Regions from separate parts of the Homo sapiens genome. Here region 2 is linked to region 1. A link is a loop called in an ENCODE intact Hi-C map of the cell type or tissue named here. Cell type or tissue: thyroid gland. All regions are shown on one strand. Each heading gives the region's core, and the rest is flanking DNA. Links, peaks and the distances in the headings are about the cores only.

What was found. Hi-C counts contacts between places; a loop is a spot of excess contacts. Peaks named below come from ENCODE experiments on the same cell type or tissue, not always from the same donor. Only the 100,000 strongest peaks of a DNase experiment are listed, where the experiment ranks them.
Region 2: a loop joins it to region 1, with 4 times the contacts of the local background. A loop is called at or near these places in 1 of 110 quality-filtered maps.

Annotation. Positions count from the first base shown.
Region 1 is chr16:83,295,378-83,300,762 of GRCh38, reverse strand. All of the region lies in intron 5 of CDH13 (cadherin 13), which reads right to left. Among named protein-coding and RNA genes, the nearest start is that of CDH13-AS1, 100 kb to the left of the region's middle. In thyroid gland, for the core only: no CTCF peak of the experiment used is centred there; a DNase peak (open chromatin) is centred at 2,022; H3K27ac peaks cover 2,212 bases.
Region 2 is chr16:83,232,060-83,237,444 of GRCh38, reverse strand. The region is part of intron 5 of CDH13 (cadherin 13); the gene reads right to left. Among named protein-coding and RNA genes, the nearest start is that of CDH13-AS1, 160 kb to the left of the region's middle. In thyroid gland, for the core only: no CTCF peak of the experiment used is centred there; no DNase peak of the experiment used is centred there.

The DNA.
Region 1 (5,385 bases), core at 89-5,088:
ATAAACTGCATAAATCATGATCTATAACCTTTTCAACCATTAGAAAATATTAAAGTTTGCAGTCTTATTTTATGTAAGATTTAATTGGATTAACGTCTCATCTTGACAAGATACTAGGTTCTGGGAGGGCAGAACTACATTCATGTTGTCCAACACTGCGTCCCCAGACCCTGCCTGGCATGGTGCCAAGCACATAAGATTTGTTTGTATACGTTTGTTGAACCAACACATGAACTGGCAGAAAGATGTAACCTACTCAGCTGGTAACTTGTCAGGTCTCAGTTCATTTGTCTTTAAATTTGAGATAACATCTTCCATTCCTCCCTTCCAGGTTTGAGAAAATCAAATGAAAATATTGACACAGAACTGTATGTTGTAAGCTGCAAAGCTCTATATAAAGAACAGTAAGTACACATTTAGCAAATGTAAATATTTTGACCTATCTCTTCATGTCACTCAACTTAAAAGTAAGTTGAAATGTTATGATCTATGAATTTCCAGGAGTTTAAACTACAAAATCTCATTTTCTAAGTTGACCTTTTCTGGTCAGTTGCTGAGGTTTTATCACTGTCTATCAGCTCTATGAGCATATCCTTGACTTCAAAGATGGTCTTTAATGATCCCAGCTTCCTGGTACTCACCCTCTTGGGTAATCTCTTCCCTTTGAGTATGGGCTAAAACTAGTGACTTGCATCTAATGAACAGAATATGGCAAAAGTGATGGGATATTACTCCTGTGACGAAACTGAGGCTCTCATTTGACAACTTATGAGGAACTCAATTCTGTTAACAATCAAGTGAGCTTGCAGGTAGACCTTGCCCTCATCTGAATTTGGGATGATTGTAGCCCTGGTCAGCATCGTGATTACAGCCTGAGGCCTCCAGCAGAGCTAAGCCATGAGGAGACGCCTGATCTCACTAAGCTGTGAGCTCATCATTATGTACTGTTTTCAGCCACTAAGTGTTGGGATAAAGTGTTATGCTGCAATAACTTATATAAACTCCATGAATTTTCATTACTTGAGATTGCAGTAATAACAACTGGCATTTTCCAAGTTAGCCTTTTGGTCAAGGTGTTTGGTTTTTATCATGAATCTGTATCCTTAATGAGAGGAGGTTAAGAGATGCTTTAACAAACACTAAATAAAGCTAGGGTCTTTTAAAATTCCTACACAGAGGAGGTACTCAATACACTTATGTGGAATGAACAAAGAATAATCGAGGGAAGTAAGATGATCTCTAGTGAGGATGAATGACATGCCACGGAAAAGCAGATGAGTGATGGAGACTTGGGGGAAGAATGGTGGTTCCTAGAGAGAATGAGGATAGCAAGAGTGTATGTGCTGCAAGCATGAGGAGTCCAAACCTACTGATTTGTGACATGAGCCAGAAAGTTTAAGGTAAGGTAGTGCTGTCTTTCCCTAGATTTCCTTATAATGTTCTGGGGAATTCATCTTTTTTTTTTTTTTTCATGGCCTGATAAACAATCCAAGCAAGCATCCAAAATAAGGGAATAATAAAACAAAGAGAAACATCCACACTGTGGTATCTTCTCCAGCCATTAAAAAATGAAAATATACATGATTCAGAAAGATATTATCTCCATTCAGATTAGATAAAACAGGTTGCAAAACAGTGTATATGGTATGATTCTATTTTGGTAAAATTATATGCATATGTACATACTAAAAATGTCTGAAAGGAGATATACTGACATTGCTTATCTTTTGGTGGTAGGAATATTGGTTATTTTTACTCATGCTTTATAGTATTTTATAATTTTTAAAACAAGCATGCATTACTTTTACACTCAGAAACAGTAAAAATTATATAAATTTATTGCAAAATACATAAAGCAAGGAAGATGCCCTAAAGATAACACTTCTCTATTAATGCTGTTATTGGAAAAGACATCACATTGTGAAGAGTGAAAATCCTCACAAGCTTTTCTTATTTGATCATCACAGAGCTGGAACAGTCTCATGTAATGCTCAGTGAAGCAGGCATACTGAGGGCTTTTACTCTGGGGCCATCTGAGCCTCTCAACCTTAGGCCTTTCCAAGTCCAGTGGTTAATCAAGAGTGATTCTGTGACACTGCTGTTTTGAAGGTTTTCTAAGGAAATCAAATTAGCCTATACTTGTTACCTCTAATAACAGGTCCTTACTTCTTGGAGTTTTTAAGTGCTTAGGAAGCTCTAACCCACTGATTCTTAGAAATTTTTACTGCAGCAAAAGGAAATGAGGAGCTTGCTTAAAGTTCCCTTTCTCTCTGTGAGAGATTATTTTTGCAGGCTTGAGGTAGGGCCTAGGAATCCGTCACATACACTCAAGAAATTTTGATGCCTATTGTCTAAGGGCTACACAGGGAGAAATACTGCTTTCAAAAGTTATTATTCTTGCTGGCTTGGTTTCATTCTAAGAAAAATAATATTTTACCTGCACTGATGTTCCCTCCCTCACTTCTTCCCTTTTCTTTTTCTTTTCTCATCTCGTCTCATCTCATTTTGTCTCGTCTTGTGTTGACACGGCCTTGCTCTCTCACCCAGCCTGGAGTGCAGTGGGGCGATCATTGCTCGCTACAGCCTCGACCTCTTGGGCTCAAGCTTTCCTCCCGCCTCAGCCTCCTGAGTAGCTGGAACCACAGGCACGTACCCCTGCACCTGGCTAATTTTTTTTTCTTTTTTTCTTTTTCTTTTTCTTTTTTTTTTTTTTTTGTAGAAACAAGGTTTTGCCATGTTACCTAGGCTGGTCTAGAACTCCTGGGCTCAAGCAATCCTCCTGCCTCGGCCTCCTAAAGTGCTGTGATTACAAGTGTGAGCTGCCGTGCTGGGTTCCATCTTCTTTCTTATTTTCACCAACTGTACAGATCAGAGTAGAGAAACATCATTCCTCAAGAAAGGTCTGGATCTCACTTTGAAAAGTTTCGGGCATTTAGAAGTCTATCTTGAATGTCCTTCGATTAGTCTACCTATTCCATTCCTTTGGTCATTTGTATGTTTCTTCATCCATAGGATATATATTAACCATCTATGTGCCAGGCATGTTCACATCAAAGCCTTATCTGACACTGAAATCTCCTTGACTGGTTGAAGTTATGTCTTTGTCAGTTTCCATATATCAAGGACTCTTTCCAACATTTTGGCAAAAACATCTAACTACAAAGACCACTGAGAACAGTGCCCAAGCCCAACATGAAAGAGGCATTCAAAAAGTGTTCAGTGAGAAACAAGAGTGCTCTGGTGCATGAGAGATAAGTTAGAGCTATTTGAGAACAGCATTTGTTACATTCACTTGCGTCCCACTCAGTCTTTCTGCCCTTATTCACACCTTCTTCACCTCCCATTAGTACTATTTTTTAAGTTTTGTTTTTTTAATTGACACATAATAATTGACGTACAATTATTGTATTAATAATTTATGTGGTACAATGTGAGCTTTTGGTACATGTATACATTGTATAATGATCAAATCCAGGTAATTAGCATATCCATCATCTCAAACACTTGCCATTTCTTTGTGTTGAGAGCATTCAAAATCCTCCCTTCTAGCTATTTTCAGATACACAATATAATAATGAAAACTATAGTCACCCTATTATGCAATAGAACACCAGAGCTTATTCCTCCTATGTGACTGTAGCTTTGTACCTGTTGACCATCCTCTCTCCTACCCTTCTCCCCCCATGCTTATTAAAATGAAAATAGATCCACAGCCTTCCAGAAGTCCCTCTCTCCTTCATTCCATCTTCTTCAGAGCGATTTCCCAAACAAATATCTTATCTCATCATTCCTCTATTTAGAAAGTCCCCAATGGCTCTGCATTCTTTCCAGTAATTATTCTTCATCTATGGAATATGCCAATCCATCATGAAACTGGGTTCCATCATGCTGGAAACACAGAGCACCCTTTCTCCCTTGGAAGATGTACATTTACCCATGTACATTACATAAACCCGTGTTATTGGGTGTACATGCAATCTGCTGTTGTACTTAACAATTTGAACAAGTTGTGAAATATTCAAATAGTAGTGAGATTGGCAAAAGTTCACCATTATGAAATCATTAACCCTGCCTGTCATAAAAACTCTGTGTCCCATCTAGATGGCTGAGATCCACTTATGTGTGTGTGTGTGTACTTGTGTTGTACTAATTAACTGAAACTTATAGCCACAAGGGTACATGCAGATGCTTTTATTACCACATCCTCCAAGTCACTCCGAGGCAGACATTACTAATAAACTACAGAGGTCTACCATTTCCTAGTCTCCTGTCTTATGCCTCTCCCCTTTCCAAATACGTCTGCCCTTAAACTATACTCATTACTTATCAGCCTTATTCTTCCCTACCATGAACTCCTATAATCAATAGCATTTCTTGGTACTTAATTGTCCAGGCACTAACAACAGAATGCATCATCCGACTCTGCTACTGACTGACCTAGAGTGGGATATGTGAATATAAGTGTCTCAATTTTCTCATCTGTAAAATGAAAGTATAATTTAAATCACAGGGAAATTATAAAGATTAAATGAGAAAAGCAACTAAGGACAGAGAAGCACAAAGAAGAGTGGGAAAAGTGTATCTGAAAATTATGGCCCTATACAAGGACTATACACATGTTCTCTGAGAAAAGAATGCTAAGAATGTGGAAAGCTAGTCAGAGAAATTTACCCTGTGAGATTATCTGTACATAGGAGCTTATAGAGGTTTCTGCAACACAGAGATTTCATTCAATGACCAGAGTTTATTTCTCTGAAACATCAATAGGCTCATAAAGATACAATTTTAATTCTTTCAATTAAAAATAGTTTATCCATTGATCCATTGATCCACTGATGAATTTTTAGGTTGATTCCATATCTTGGCTATTGTGAACACTGCTGCAATACATACAGAAGTGCAGACGTCTCTTTGACATATTGATGTTATTTTCTTTGGATATATAACCCTAGTGAGATTGTTGAATCATATGATAGTTCTACTTTTAAATTTTTGAGGAATCTCTATACTATTTTCCATTATAGCTGTACTTACATTCCCATCAACAGTGGGCAAGGGTTCCTCATTTCTCCACATCCTTGCCAACATTTATATTTTATCTTTTTGATAACAGCCATATTAACAGGTATGAGGTGATATCTCATTGTGGTTTTAATTTGCATTTCTATTATTAGTGATGTTGAGCATTTTAAAAATATGCCTGCTGGCCATTTTTATGTCTTCTTTAGAAAACTGTCTATTCAGTTCCTTTTCCCATTTTTCAATTATTCATTGTTTTTTCTATTTTATCAGATGTACAGTTTGCAAATATTTTCTTTTAATTCCATAGGTTGTCTTTTTACCCTGTTGTTTCATTTGCTGTGCAGAAGTTTTTTAGTTGATATA
Region 2 (5,385 bases), core at 262-5,261, 63 kb after region 1:
TATCATTGCAGAGAGGTCTATTACACAGTGTTGGTCTACTCCTTCTCTACGATGTAAGGTACGATCCTTTACACAAGTAAAGAACACCAGAAGTTAAGCTTAGTTTCGTGGTCACTAGCTTCTGCTTGACAGCAAAGACACAAGTGTGGGTCACTAGGCTGTGACCGTGAGCATCACCATGGGGTGGGTGCCCACTCAGCTCTTTGCTGAGACAGGCAGAGGCTGCTCTTCTGCCTTCCCTTGGTGACCTTCTCTTGAGGGCCTCTCTTGTGTACTGAACACCGCTTTAGGCTGCAATTTCCTAAAATTGTTTTCATCTACATAAAAGCTGCCCATGCCACCCTGAAGAATGTGGCGGAACATCCCCTCGAATCTGCCTTGTCCCCTCTGCCCCACCCTCTTCCTCCTGGTCCTCACACCTGGGTTTTCCTGTCCAGTTTCTCTGGCCTCCCTTACCTCTTTTTGTGCACTGTGATTTTTAAAATGAGGTGAAACTCACATATGAAACATTTTTAAAGTCATGTTTAGTGTACTCATGATGTTGTAGAACCACCACCTCTGTCTAGTTCCAAAACATTTCCATGACTTCAAAGGGAAACCCAGACCTATAAGTAGGCCCTCCTTCCCACCCCTGCCACTCATCTAACTTGTGTTTCTATGGCTTAACCTACTCTATTCCTTTTTATGGCTGTATAATATTCCATTGCAAGGATGTATCACAATTTGTTTATCCATTCATGAATTACTGGACTCCCTTATATTTTACTTAGCTGAAACAAGCAGAAGTGGGAAGAACCTAGCTACCACTATGTTAACAGAGATAGTTAATGCCAGAATCTGTCTCCAGAACTGTTTTTCCAGAATAGCCTTGCAGCATTTTAGGAAGGCACATTGGCATCCATCACAAATCTCCATGCTGATAACTTCCTTAGGGTTTCACTAATTAAATTTTTTCTCACAATATTATTCAAAGAGTAACTTCTATAATGGTTAAGATTTTCTTATAGGATGTTATTAAGAGCTTTTCTTTCTTAAAAGTGTGTAATATGTTGGCTTAAACAGGTTTCTGGCCTGCAAATCTTCAAAATATCTTTACTATGTCAAACGTCCACTGTACATTTTAAGGAAGCAATTGTAGTTTGCAGAGTATCTTAAATGCTCCCAAGACAGCACAAAACCTATGTGTGTGTGTGTGTGTGTGTGTGTGCATGTGCGTGTGTGTTGCAGGGGGCTATCTCTCAGTTCTTATGTTTTCAGAACTAGTTTGGAAAAGTTATTCTATATTAATATCTAAATCCTTTTCAGGTCCACAAACTAGGGAGAAGTAGAGCGTCCACATACTTTGGAGACTAAAGTACTTCTACCAGGCTTAAAATAGGCACATTTGGAATCATAAGTTAAATATCTTAAACGCATTTAAATGCAAATTATTTCTGAATTAATCATCTAAGCTATATAAAGCATCATGAGTTTCAATTGCAGTCAAATGGTAACAACTCAAAACTTACAGCACAATATCCATTTGAAAATATTTTAATCCTTTAGCACTTCATAGCACACAAGTTTAAGGACCTCGAATGCAGTGAGTGACAAAAAAGAAAAAAGTGTCTTTGAGAAATGCACATTCTAGCATATATCCTCAGTCTATGTATTAACACTTAAAATATAACGTGCTTAAGTGTGCCGTATAGTTGAAAATTGTGTTTCTGAATAATATCTACATAATTTTCAATAAAAATAAACTTGCAGTAAATTACCTAGATCTTAAGGTACCAAAGACAAATGGCCTTTGCTGGAATTAGTTTTCCCTCAGGAGTAAGGAAATAGAATTTGTCTTCTGCAATGAGAAAAAAAAAAAAAAACACCACCACATAGAATAAAAAATGAGCATTGGCAAATTCCTCTAGAACCGTGTTACTGGTCATTTCTCAGATTTTGGGTCGGGGTAGGAGTGGGGCCCGGCTAGGCAGAGCCCTGACATGCCACGATTCCAGCTGAAAATCCAGTCAGTGAAAACATGATTCGGTTAGATGAAGGCTCACATAATAGGGCTTTCAAAACTCATAGCAACGCTCTATGGTGGATTTTATTATTTTCATTTTACACCGGGGCTTCTCCGCAGTGACACTATTGGCACTCGGACCTGCGTCATTCTCTGGGGCAGGGGCTGACCTGTGCATTGGAGGGTGCTTCCCTGCAAACCTAAGTGTTTGTTTATATATGTGTGTATGTACTTTTTTGAGACTGGGTCTCACTCTGTTACCCAGGCTGGAATGCAGTTATGTAATCATAGTTCACCGCAGCCTTGAACTCCCAGGCTCAAGTTATCCTCCCACCTTAGCCTCCCAAGTAACTAGGATTATAGGTGCATAACATCACACCGTGCTAATTTATTTATCTATTTGTTTACTTTGTAGAGATGGAATCTCTATGTTGCCCAGGCTGGTATTGAACTCCTGGCCTCAAGCAATCCTCTGGCTTAGGCCTCCCAAGGCACTGGGATTACAGGCGTGAGCCACGGTGCCCGGCCCAAACCAAGCAGTTAACAGAGTCAGTGTGTGGAGCTTGGGCTCTGGAGGGGAGGACGTGGGTTTGTCATTTGGTTCTTTCACTATCAGCTACCATGTAACCTTTTTCCAGACACTTTCCTAAGCTCAGTTTCTCCACATGCAAAGTGGACAAAAACAATCTTTACCTTTAAGGTCCTTAGGACTATAAGCTCCAGAGGGGCTGGGGGTAGGGCTACAAATGTGTTTTGTTCACTCTAAAATCCCTTGTGCCTAGAACAATGCCCCCGGCATGGCAGGGGAGACTTAACTTCTAAGTGATCATTCAGGAAACACACTCACGCCACACCTGAACCCCAGCGGTGCTCAGTCAAGCCTAGCTGTTGTTGTTTAGCATCAGTTGCACTGGAGCAGGAATCTGGACTTGGAGCTGCCTAGGTCCAACCTCAAGGGGTTTCCCTCTCCCTACTGACCCTGCGTTATCAATTACCCTCCATCTAATCACCTATCCTCTCCAGTGGACAAAAGGGCCTTGGGGCAGGTGGTTATTTGGGGCCTGCTTCTTGCTAAGCAACGAATGGAAAGGAGCTCTGTGCCCAGGACTGTGCCAAACAGGAATAAAAATCAAGTGGCCGGCTGTTTTGTGACACTCACTCATTCTGAAGAAAATCATCCCCGCAAAGCACCTAGGTAACATTTATGAGAAAAGGAAGATTTGCAAAAGACTGGGGCACTCCCACTCTGGAAAGAAAACCTATCAGAGACACCAGTGTTGCCACACACTGCCTATGAGCTTTCAGAGCAAGAATCTAGGGTTGCCCCTGGGGGTTCATCCAGAGTTACTTCTCCTTCCGGCCGTCACCCTATTTGAAGCCAGCAGAAGAGGGGAACCCCTTGGACACTGTGCTGGCCACATTATCCATCCCTGCTTTCCAAAGATGACAATAGCTGGGGTCAAAGGTTAAGATCATCCATCACTTAGCACTGTGTGACCTTGAACAAGTTCCTAACCCACTCTGTCTCTCCATTACCTCATCTATACAAGGAGTGTGGTGGTAGGTAGAATAGCGGCCCCCAGAGATGCCCACCTCCTAATGTCTGGAAACTTTGACTATGTTAGGTTACATGGTAAAGAAGATTAATGTTGTGAACTAGATAAATTTAAATTAAAGAAAGGATCCTGGATTATGTAGATGGGCCCAATGGACTCATAAGGGACCTTATAAAGGAAAGAGGGCTGGGGATGGGAGAATAGGAAAGATGTCAGTGTGAAAGGAGCTGCTTCCATTGCTGGCTTTGAGGATGGAGGAAGCAGTCATGAGCTGAAGAATGCAGGTGGCCCCCAAAAGTTGGAAAAGGTCGGAGAATGATGCTCCCTTCCAGAAGAAGCCAGCTCTGCCCACAGCTTGGTTTTAGCCCAGTGAGAACCATGTCGGACTTCTGACCTAAACAACTGTAAGATAAAAATTGTGTTGTTTTAAGCCACCAAGCCTGCAGTAATTTGTTTGGGCAGAAATAGAAAACTAATACAGCCACCTACTCGTTGAGTCAGCACAAGGACTGGTGACGTAGCATCTGTGAAGGACTAGCCAAGCCTGCAAGCACTGCTTATGATCATCAACATTGTCGTGGTCGTCACTGGGTGAGAGGGTAAGGGTCGGCTTCACGCATAGCCTGTGGGCAAAACAGACTCCTAGGGTAGCTCAGGCCTGTGAAATGGTCCTAAGGGAGAAAACTGCTGGGAAAGAAAAGCAATTTTGTCTCGTATATTTGCACATTTTCCCTTTCCTGAAAAGACTTTTCTAGTCATTATTTTGTTTACTTAGGAAGTGGGATGCAGACAATCTCAAGGGACCTAAAGCTGGCCCTGCCGCCAATCTGGAAAAGGGGGTTCACACTGACCTCCATGAAAATGCTCCCTGGGGAGCCTGTCCCAGACTGGACTTAGTTCATCTCTAGGTCAGACAACATCAGCATCATTTCAGGGTGACACATTTTTGCCTTTCCTTGGAAATACCCAGAAAAGGGGAAACTTATAAGCTTCCTTTAAGGCATAAACTACGATAGTCTCAAAAGCTCTTAAAATTAGATATAAAAGGGCTGGAGCTATCAATTCCTAAATATGAGGGTTTGTGTTAGGTTGTTCTTGCATTGCTATAAAAAAATACCCGAGAGTGGGTCATTTATAAAAGAGACAGGTTTAATTGGTTCACGGTTCTGCAGGCTGTATAGGAAGCATGATGCTGGCATCTGCTCAGCTTCTGGGGAGGACTCAGGAAACTTACAATCATGGTGGAAGGCAAAGGGGATGCAGGCGTATAACATGGCAAAGGCAAGAGCAAAGTGTGTGGGGGAAGGGAGGTGCCACACTTTTTTTTTTTTTTGTTTGTTTGTTGTTGTTGTTGTCGTTTTTTGAGACAGAGTCCTGCTGTTGCCCAGGCTGGAGTGCAGCTGGCGCAATCTTGGCTCACTGCAACTTCTGCCTCCCAGGTTCAAGCGATTCTCCTGCCTCAGCCTCCCTAGTAGCTGGGATTACAGGCATGCGCCATCATGCCTGGCTAATTTTTGTTTTTTTAGTAGAGACAGGGCTTCGCCATGTTGGCCAGGTTGGTCTTGAACTCCTGACCTCAAGTGATCTGCTCGCCTCAGCTTCCCAAGGCACTCAGATTACAGGCATGAGCCACCGTGCCCAGCCTTTTTTTTTTTTTTTAAAAAAAAAAAAAAAAAAGAAAACACTTTTAATTTCAAGGGTACAAGGGCAGGCTTGTTACACAGGCAAACTTGTGTCATGGGGGTTTGTTGTAAACATTATTTCATCAATCAGGTATTAAGCCTAGCACCCATTAGTTATGTTTCCTGATCCTCTCCCTTCTCCTAC